2 separate regions of the Homo sapiens genome follow, and region 2 is linked to region 1. Evidence: read pairs that join two places in POLR2A ChIA-PET (ENCODE). Cell type or tissue: endothelial cell of umbilical vein. All regions are shown on one strand. Region 1 overlaps RAD51 (RAD51 recombinase). Region 2 has its middle 30 kb from the start of CHST14.

Region 1 (5,000 bases):
GGTATGTGTTCAGTATAAGACACCAAATATGTTCTTAAGAGTCCTTCCCTGAATCTTGTAATGGCTATTTGGCCAGATTGATAGTAGTTTGAATTAGAAATGAGGAGGTTTAAGTATAATTCCTGTGTTGACACTCTTGCTTTGTAGTTTAGGTCAAGTCACTATTAAAAATGAAACCATAATCTACTTGAACTTGCTGGAAATCTTGTTAAACGGTGCCTCAGATGTTAGTACTGTGCAAATATTTTAATAAAACATCTATATACAGGCCGGGCGCGGTGGCTCAAGCCTGTAATCCCAGCACTTTGGGAGGCCAAGGCGGGTGGATCACAAGGTCAGGAGATCGAGAACATCCTGGCTAACACGGTGAATCCGTCTCTACTAAAAAAATACAAAAAAATTAGCTGGGTGTGGTGGCGGGCGCCTGTAGTCCCAGCTACTCCGGAGGCTGAAGCAGGAGAATGGAGTGAACCCGGGAGGCAGAGCTTGCAGTGAGCCAAGAATGCCCCACTGCACTCCAGCCTGGGCGACAGAGCTAGACTCCATCTCAAAAAAAAAAAAAAAAAAAAAAAAATCTGTATACAGGAAAAACTATGAATATGAGATTTTAGGGTGGTAAGGAAGGGACCAGAATCTGACACAGGCTAGAAATAGGCTTCAGAGAATCCTTGTTTCCTGTAGGTATGCACTGCTTATTGTAGACAGTGCCACCGCCCTTTACAGAACAGACTACTCGGGTCGAGGTGAGCTTTCAGCCAGGCAGATGCACTTGGCCAGGTTTCTGCGGATGCTTCTGCGACTCGCTGATGAGGTAAGTTGTGGGATAGGGACAGAGAATGCCTACTTTCAGTGGCTGTGAATTCCAGGAGCCTTGCTAGGAGGCTAAGACATCAGTGCCTGAGATCATCAAGCTCTTAGGAAGAAGAGAGACATTAGTTATTCGTTATTTTGTGGGGGAAAGTGGTGGCAGCATTAAGGCTTTTGGAGTGTCTATGGCCACAAAATTGACATTTATCCTTTCCCCATCAGTTTGGTGTAGCAGTGGTAATCACTAATCAGGTGGTAGCTCAAGTGGATGGAGCAGCGATGTTTGCTGCTGATCCCAAAAAACCTATTGGAGGAAATATCATCGCCCATGCATCAACAACCAGGTAAGGTGTTGATGGGATCAGTTCTTCTTTTCGGAATGTCATATTAACTGTGAAGACATGAAGATATAACATTTTCATTTAAGCCCTGTTAAAGCTACTGTTGTATAGACACTTAGGAACTCTTGCTAATCTAATTAACATGCTCTCGTTGGTATAGATGTTTTAGTTCATAAAAGAATTAAAAACCCACAAGTGTGGAAGAATGAATATGAGTAATTGATATGCCTCTCCCCTGTTATTTAAAAAATGTTTGGGCTGGGCACAGTGGCTCACACTGGTAATCCCAACACTTTGGGAGGCCAAGGTGATAGGATGGTTTGAGGCCAGGAATTCGACACTAGTAAGGGCAACAAAGTGAGGCCTCTGTCTCTACAAAAAAAAGTAGCTGGTGTGGTGGCGTGTGCCTGTAGTCTTAGCTACCCAGGAGACTGAGGCAGGAGGATCAGTTGAGCATAGGAATTCGAGGCTGTATTGAGCTATGATCACACATCACTGCACTCCAGCCTGGCAAAAGAGCAGGACACTGTCTTGAAAAAATTTTTTTTCTTTTTTTTTTTTTTTTTTTGAGATGGAGTCTCGCTGTGTCACCCAGGCTGGAGTGCAGTGGCACGATCTCGGCTCACTGCAAGCTCCGCCTCCCGGGTTCACACCATTCTCCTGCCTCAGCCTCCCGAATAGCTGGGACTACAGGCACCCGCCACCACACCTGGCTAATTTTTTTGTATTTTTAGTAGAGATGGGGTTTCACAGTGTTAGCCAGGATGGTCTCGATCTCCTGACCTCGTGATCTGCCCAACTCAGCCTCCCAAAGTGCTGGGATTACAGGCGTGAGCCACCATGCCCGGCCTAAATTTTTCTTTTTTTAATGTTTGTTTCAATATGGACAATCCACTGAGAGGGGCCAGGGCAAAAATGGATTCTGCCAGGTTGGAAATGCACTAAGGAAAACAGTACAGAAACATTCCCAGGGTCCTTCTAGGAAGAATATATGTCTAAAAAATTTTCAGCTCTGTTACAAAGTCAGGAACGGAATTGTTTAATTATAATAAATTGGTGCTTTGGTCTGTGTCTTTGGGTCAGATTGTATCTGAGGAAAGGAAGAGGGGAAACCAGAATCTGCAAAATCTACGACTCTCCCTGTCTTCCTGAAGCTGAAGCTATGTTCGCCATTAATGCAGATGGAGTGGGAGATGCCAAAGACTGAATCATTGGGTTTTTCCTCTGTTAAAAACCTTAAGTGCTGCAGCCTAATGAGAGTGCACTGCTCCCTGGGGTTCTCTACAGGCCTCTTCCTGTTGTGACTGCCAGGATAAAGCTTCCGGGAAAACAGCTATTATATCAGCTTTTCTGATGGTATAAACAGGAGACAGGTCAGTAGTCACAAACTGATCTAAAATGTTTATTCCTTCTGTAGTGTATTAATCTCTGTGTGTTTTCTTTGGTTTTGGAGGAGGGGTATGAAGTATCTTTGACATGGTGCCTTAGGAATGACTTGGGTTTAACAAGCTGTCTACTGGACAATCTTATGTTTCCAAGAGAACTAAAGCTGGAGAGACCTGACCCTTCTCTCACTTCTAAATTAATGGTAAAATAAAATGCCTCAGCTATGTAGCAAAGGGAATGGGTCTGCACAGATTCTTTTTTTCTGTCAGTAAAACTCTCAAGCAGGTTTTTAAGTTGTCTGTCTGAATGATCTTGTGTAAGGTTTTGGTTATGGAGTCTTGTGCCAAACCTACTAGGCCATTAGCCCTTCACCATCTACCTGCTTGGTCTTTCATTGCTAAGACTAACTCAAGATAATCCTAGAGTCTTAAAGCATTTCAGGCCAGTGTGGTGTCTTGCGCCTGTACTCCCAGCACTTTGGGAGGCCGAGGCAGGTGGATCGCTTGAGCCCAGGAGTTTTAAGTCCAGCTTGGCCAAGGTGGTGAAATCCCATCTCTACAAAAAATGCAGAACTTAATCTGGACACACTGTTACACGTGCCTGTAGTCCCAGCTACTCGATAGCCTGAGGTGGGAGAATCACTTAAGCCTGGAAGGTGGAAGTTGCAGTGAGTCGAGATTGCACTGCTGCATTCCAGCCAGGGTGACAGAGTGAGACCATGTTTCAAACAAGAAACATTTCAGAGGGTAAGTAAACAGATTTGATTGTGAGGCTTCTAATAAAGTAGTTATTAGTAGTGAATGTGCTGTTTATAGCAATTATTGCAGTGCAAGCTATTTCAAGACAGGGTTTCCATAATCTTTTTGGCACTGTATAGGGGTGATCAGTTTCTGTTGCTTCAAGATTTGAAACCAGAAAGGAAAGTCCCACTTGCAGATGATTGTGCTTAAAAGCTAATGGAAAAATAAAAGAAAGACATACCATGGGTTGCCTTGTGGCCCCCCTTTCCTTTTTTTTTTTTTTTTGTTTTTGAGATGGAGTTTCATTCTTGTTGCCCAGGCTGGAGTGCAATGGCGTGATCTCGGCTCACCACAACCTCCACCTCCTGGGTTCAAGCAATTCTCCAGCCTCAGCCTCCCAAGTAGCTGAGACAACAGGCGCCCGCCACCACGCCCTGCTGATTTTTGTATTTTTAATCGAGATGGGGTTTCACCATGTTGGCCAGACTGGTCTCGAACGCCTGATCTCAGTGATCTGCCGGCCTTGGCCTCCCAAAGTGTTGGGATTACAGGCACGAACCACCACACATAGCTCTACAATGCTTTGTTTTAAAAGCCGTTCTAGTCTTTTTTGAGACCGTCTCTCACTCTGTTGCCCAGGCTGGAGTGCAGTAGCACAACTCACTACAACCTTCACCTCCCAGGTTCAAGCAATTCTCCTGCCTCAGACTCCCGAGTAGCTGGGATTACAGGCACGTGCCACCACGCCTGACAAATTTTTTTATTTTCGGTAGAGAAGTTTTTCACTATTTTGACCAGGCTGATCTTGAACTCCTGACCTCAGGTAATCCGCCCACCTCGGCCTCCCAAAGTTCTGGGATCACAGGTGTGAGTACTTTGGGAGGTCGAGGTGGGTGGATCACCTGAGGTCAGGAATTCGAGACCAGCCTCAACATGGAGAAACCCCGTCTTTACTAAAAATACAAAATTAGCTGGGCATGGTGGTGCATTCCTGTAATCCCAGCTACTGGAGAGGCTGAGGCAGGAGAATCGCTTGAACCTGGGAGGCGGAGGGTGCGGTGAGCCGAGATTGCGCCATTGCACTCCAGCCTGGGCAACAAGAGCGAAACTCCGTCTCTAAATAAATAAATAAATAAATAAATCAGGGACTGGGCCAGGTGCGGTGGCTCACATCTGTAATCCCAATGCTTAGGGAGGCCAAAGTGGGTAGACCACTTGAATCAGGAGTTTGAGGTCAGCCTGGGCAACATGGTGAAACCCTGTACAAAAAATTTAGAAATTAAAAAATTATTTGGGCATGGTGGGACGCACTTGTAGTCCCTAGCTACTCCGGTGGCTGAGGTGGGAGGATCCCTTGAGGCCGGGAGGTAGCAGCTGCAGTGAGCCCTGATCACACCACTGCACTGCAGCATGGGTGAGAAAGCAAGGCCCTGTCTCAAAAAAAATCAGATTGAAAAGTAGCATTGTCAATGTCCCTGGAAGCCAGATGCCAAATGGAGTTTATGGGACTCTTTTTTTCCCCTTTACCTCTTTTCACTAGTTAGGACTTCCAATCCAGATCTTACCCAAAGTGCTCAGTGACCCACCCAAAACGTTTTCCTGTTTGTTACATTAGTTTATTGTATATTTAAGGTATACAACATGATGTTATGAGATATTAATACATATAAGGAGGCCAGGCATGGTGGCTCATGCCTATAATCCCAGCACTTTGGGGGGCCAAGGT
Region 2 (5,000 bases), 230 kb before region 1:
GGGGGAAAAGGGTCGTGTTACCACACTGCAGATAGGTGAGGATACCAGTGCCAGGCAGGGAGGAGGCTGTGAGGATGCCCAGCCCCTGCTTAGGGATACTGCTTCCCCCCCTTCACTTTTGCAGATTGCAGAGGGCTTGAAGAAGGGATGCAGGCAGTTTGAGCACTGAGTGGCACGTATTCCTGCAATCCCCAAAGTCATGAGGGGGCTCTTTGGAGGGGGTCTCAGAATTGGACTGTATGGTTTGATTTCACGTATTTCTGGGTTTGCTTTGTAGTTTGTCAAGTCATCATACTGTATGCTACTGGCAGATGATAATATGTTAACCAAAAACGACAACAAAGCAGTTGTGATGCGAAGGATGAGGCTAGACTTGGAGTCAGAACCATCATCCAGTACATTGGTTCTTGGCACATAGTGAGAAAGAACCCTTGTGGAATGGAAGGAGAAGCTCCTGGGAAGCAGCGTGTGAAGGTGGAAAGGGTCTTGTTGCCAAGGCAATAACCATTCACTTCCATGGAGCACTGGCCAGGGGCAGGTGCTGTGCTGAGCACTTTGCATGCATGATCCCATTTAACCCCACAGTAATCTATGAGGTTTTTTTTTTTCTTTCTCTTTTTTCTTTTTTAGAGACAGGGTCTTTGTCACCCAAGCTGGAATGCAGTGGTGTGATGATAGCTCATGTGGTCTCAAACTCCTGGGCTCAAATCATCCTCCCACCTCAGCCTCCCGAGTAACTGGGACTACACGTGTATGTCATCATGTCCAGCTAAGTTTTTTGTTTTTTGGGGTTTTTTTCTGAGACAGAGTCTTACTCTGTCACCCAGGCTGGAGTGAAGTGGTGTGATCTCGGCTCACTGCAACCTCTACCTTCTGGGTTCAAGCAATTCTCCTGTCTCAGCCTCACAAAAAGCTGGAATTACAGGCGTGCACCATCACACCTGGCTAATTTTTAAATTTTTAGTAGAGACGGGGTTTCACCATGTTGGCCAGGCTGGTCTCCAACTCCTGACCTCAGGTGATCCGCCCATCTCAGCCTCCCAAAGTGCTGGGATTACAGGCGTGAGCCACCGCGCCCAGCCTTTTTTTAAAAATTATTGTAGAGACAGGTCTTGCTATGTTGCCCAGGCCGGTCTCAAACTCCTGGGCACAAGTGATTCTCCTGCTTCAGCCTTCTGAGTCCCTGGGATTACAGATGAGAACCACTCACCTGGCCAATTAGGGTTCTTATCAACATTTTCCATAATGAAACCATGTGTCAGAGTGAAAAAATGTGCCTGAGGTAACACAGCTAATAAATGTCAGAGCCAGGATTTGAAGCTAGTTCTGTTGGACTTGACATCAATCCACGTAACCTTGGGATACACTGGTTATCAGCTAAGTTGCATTCAAGCCCTTGCTCTTCCATTATGGCTGTGTGTCTTTACCTTATTTCTGTGAAAACATTATGTGCAAAATGTGAATAATAATACCTATGGCAAAATATTTCTGCAAAGATTAAATGAAACTGTGGATGAATACTTTAGAACTATACTGTCTGATACAGCAGCCATTAGCCACATGTAGCTATTGAACTTGGAATATGGCTAGTCTGAATTGAGATGTTTTATAAGTGTAAAAAATACACTGGATTTTGAATACTTAGTGGGAAAAAATGTAAAATTTCTCAGTTTTTCTGTATTGAATACATGTTGAAACGATAATATTTTGGATATACTGGGTTAAATAAAATACATTACTAAAATTAATTTCACCTGTTCCTTTTTACTTTTTAAATGTGATTACTAGAAATTTAAAATTATATATGTGACTCACATTACATTTCTATTGTACAGCACTGCTCTGGAGCCCTATAAATATGATTTATTATTGTTATGGTAATTTCACTCAGAACAATATTCTATTTCATCACTGAGGTCATCACCTAGACTGAGTCTGCCATAGAATGAGTCACCATTTTTCTATAAATGTGAGTTTTAGTATATAAAAAGATTATAAGTATTCATCTTTTGAATCCAGTCTTTCTCGTATGTATTTTATTGTCGTTTTTCAAATACACAGAGTCTTCCAAGGAGACAGAAGTCCCTATGTCTGGAGAAATTAACCCGTTCAAATATATAAATGACAATTTAAAACATTCTGACCCACATACTTTATTCAGGTAACTGGAGAATAACCTTCATCTTGTGGAGCACAGAATCACTTTTTCCTTGCACATGGTGGAAATAATTCCCTCCCTCCCCCCACATTACTCATCAAATGTTGTATCTTCCAATTCAAAATAATGCCTGAATCATTACTGTTTCAAACCACTATCTGTGAAAGCATATCATTTTAAGGCATGCGTAAAGTTTGTGTTCTTATTTGACCCATCATTCCAGCCTGGATACTCTTGGATCCTGATTTTCTCAATGAACATAATACTATCCCTTTCTACCTTATGTTTTTATGCAAATTTCATTTTAGACTTTCTGTAATTCCTTCAGGTCACTAAATGATAAAAGACGACATGGCTAAAGATAGTTAACTAAATTATAATCTCCATAAGGACAGAAGGCCCAAATTTACATACCTGAAATAGAGGACTGGTCTACATTCCATATTGAAGTTAAATTCCAAGAAAATGCAATTTACAATGAAAGGATTTTTTGTTTTCTTTCGTGGGTAACACTAGCTATTGTAACACATAATCCCAACATATAACAGGTTTAATATAACAAGCTTATTTCTACTACCCGTAACAATCCAGTGCTAATATTACTGGTCAGTTGGGTGCCTTGTGCCTTTCCTCCTCTGGTGATTCATGCCTAGGTGATTCCTCATCACACAGCTTCATTATCCCCTTGGCTTTGTCATCCATGCAGCCAATCAGCAAAGAGAGAACTTGGAGAAGGTACACGTGTTCCTTTTTTTTTTTTTTTTGAGATGGAGTTTCGCTCTGTTGCCGAGGCTGGAGTGCAGTGGCATGATCTCGGCTCACTGCAACCTCTGCCTTCTGGGTTCAAGTGATTCTCCTGCCTCAGCTTCCCAAGTAGCTGGGACTACAGGCGCCCGCCAGCACGCCAGGCTAATTTTCGTATTTTTAGTAAAGACGGGGTTTCACCATATTGGCTAGGCTGGTCTCAAACTCCTGACCTTGTGATCCGCCCGCCTCGGCCTCCCAAAATGCTGGGTTTACAGGTGTGAGCCACCATGCCTGGCCCATATTTCTTTAAACTGGCCTGCAAGTGGTACACAATTACTTCTGTTCATATTCCATCATGTGAATTTATCACTTGGTCCCACCTAGACACAAAGGGAGCTGGAAAGACAGTTCCTGGATGGGAAGCTTTTTCCTAGCAATACACTACACTACAAAGAAAAGCATGAAGTCTGGTAAACAGCTGTCCATCCCTGCTACAACTTTTTTTTTTTTTTTTTTTGAGTTGAAGTCTCACTCTGTTGCCCACGCTGGAGTGCAGTGGGCACAATCTCGGCTCACCGCAGCTTCCGTCTCCCAGGTTCAAGCAATTCTCCTGCCTCAGCCTTCTGAGCAGCTGGGACCACAGACACGTGCCACTGCGTCTGGCTAATTTTTTGTATTTTTAGTAGAGATGGGGTTTCACCATGTTGGCCAGGCTGGTCTTGAACTCCTGACCTCAGGTGATCTGCCCGCCTCGGCCTCCCAAAGTGCTGGCTTTACAGGTGTGAGCCACCGCATCTGTCCTCTGCTACAACTTATACATGGAAATTATTTCTATAAGGATGAATGCAAAATGTTGAGTTGTATTCCAGACTTCACCATCCAACTTACCTACCATTACTGCCCCTAAACACATTAAATAACACTTAAAACACATTGCATAAAATAGGGATAATAAAAGAGTGTGTAATCATTTATTGCACCAAAGGCAGTAGTCATAAAAGTGTACCCCCAAGATGGAATGAGGAGGCATAGGAGGATGAAGGAGTGGCAAGATGACCAATCTCCACATCCATTCACTGAATTGGAGGGCAGATGCAAAGACAGGGCAAGAAGATTCCATATGAAGGAGGCTGTAGTCTGGTCTCCTTATTGCTCTTAAAATTAGTAAGTATCAACTGTTTTCCTCTCAATTTTATTAACAAAAATCATGGTTGTTCGTATTTGCTCTCTCCTGGCCAAAGTTTCTAGATGACTTGCTAGCTGAAAACCTTGGAAAGATGGCTTACCACCCACATTGTCATATGTCATATGATTATGTGCAAATTTATGTAAAATGTGAAAGGGTAAACATGAACAATGACCTCTCATTTCTTTATATTCCCCACAGTGCCTAGCAGTGCCTTACCACAGCAGGCACCTGCTAGATATGTATTGATTTTTGATGGATTTAAGTGGATCCAGTTTGTTATGATTGTGCTTTGAGTCTTCTGTTCTAAAATATTTAAGTTTTGCATATGTTATAGGCATCAATCCTCTTCATGGATACTTCTTTCTTTGATGTGAAATGAGTGCATTTGATAAAAATGTCCTCTAAATTGAGGTGTCCCCATGTCTTTAGTTCTGAATCTGCTATCCAGCTCTGAATCTGGTGATTGGCTAAGGAATTAAATTTGTTTTTTATGTTAATTAGAACATAATAAAGAAAAGTATCTTTTAAAAATCTGAAGATGGACATTTGTTTAAAAAGGCAGTAACAGCCGGCTCACGCCTGTAATCTCAACACTTTGGGAGGCTGAGGTGGGTGGATTGCTTTGGGCACAGGAGTTTGAGACCAACCTGGGCAACATGGCAAAACCCCATCTCTACAAAAAACAAAAAAATTAGCCAGGCGTGGTGGCATGTGCCTATAGTCCCAGCTACTCCACCTACTTGGGAGGCTGAGGCAGGAGGATCACCTGAGCCTGGGAAGGTCAAGGCTGCAGTAAGCCATGATCGTGCCACTGCACTGCAGCCTGAGTGATGGAATAAGACCCTGTCTCAAAAAAAAAGTCACCTTGGATCATATTATCATATCATATGCTTATTTATTGTATGT

The links. ChIA-PET counts read pairs that join two places held together with the same protein. Peaks named below come from ENCODE experiments on the same cell type or tissue, not always from the same donor. Only the 100,000 strongest peaks of a DNase experiment are listed, where the experiment ranks them.
Region 2: POLR2A ChIA-PET joins it to region 1 with 6 read pairs; 4 of 35 experiments call an interaction of 5 or more read pairs at or near these places.

What each region holds. Positions count from the first base shown.
Region 1 is chr15:40,728,824-40,733,823 of GRCh38, forward strand. RAD51 (RAD51 recombinase) reads left to right here. Exons shown (of 10, transcript NM_002875.5): 7 at 1; 8 at 682-811; 9 at 1,030-1,151; 10 at 2,232-3,517. The coding sequence ends at 2,355. Among named protein-coding and RNA genes, the nearest start is that of RMDN3, 24 kb to the right of the region's middle. In endothelial cell of umbilical vein, no CTCF peak of the experiment used is centred here; a DNase peak (open chromatin) is centred at 2,428; H3K27ac peaks cover 725 bases.
Region 2 is chr15:40,498,866-40,503,865 of GRCh38, forward strand. No RefSeq gene overlaps it. Among named protein-coding and RNA genes, the nearest start is that of CHST14, 30 kb to the left of the region's middle. In endothelial cell of umbilical vein, no CTCF peak of the experiment used is centred here; a DNase peak (open chromatin) is centred at 1,906; H3K27me3 peaks cover 414 bases.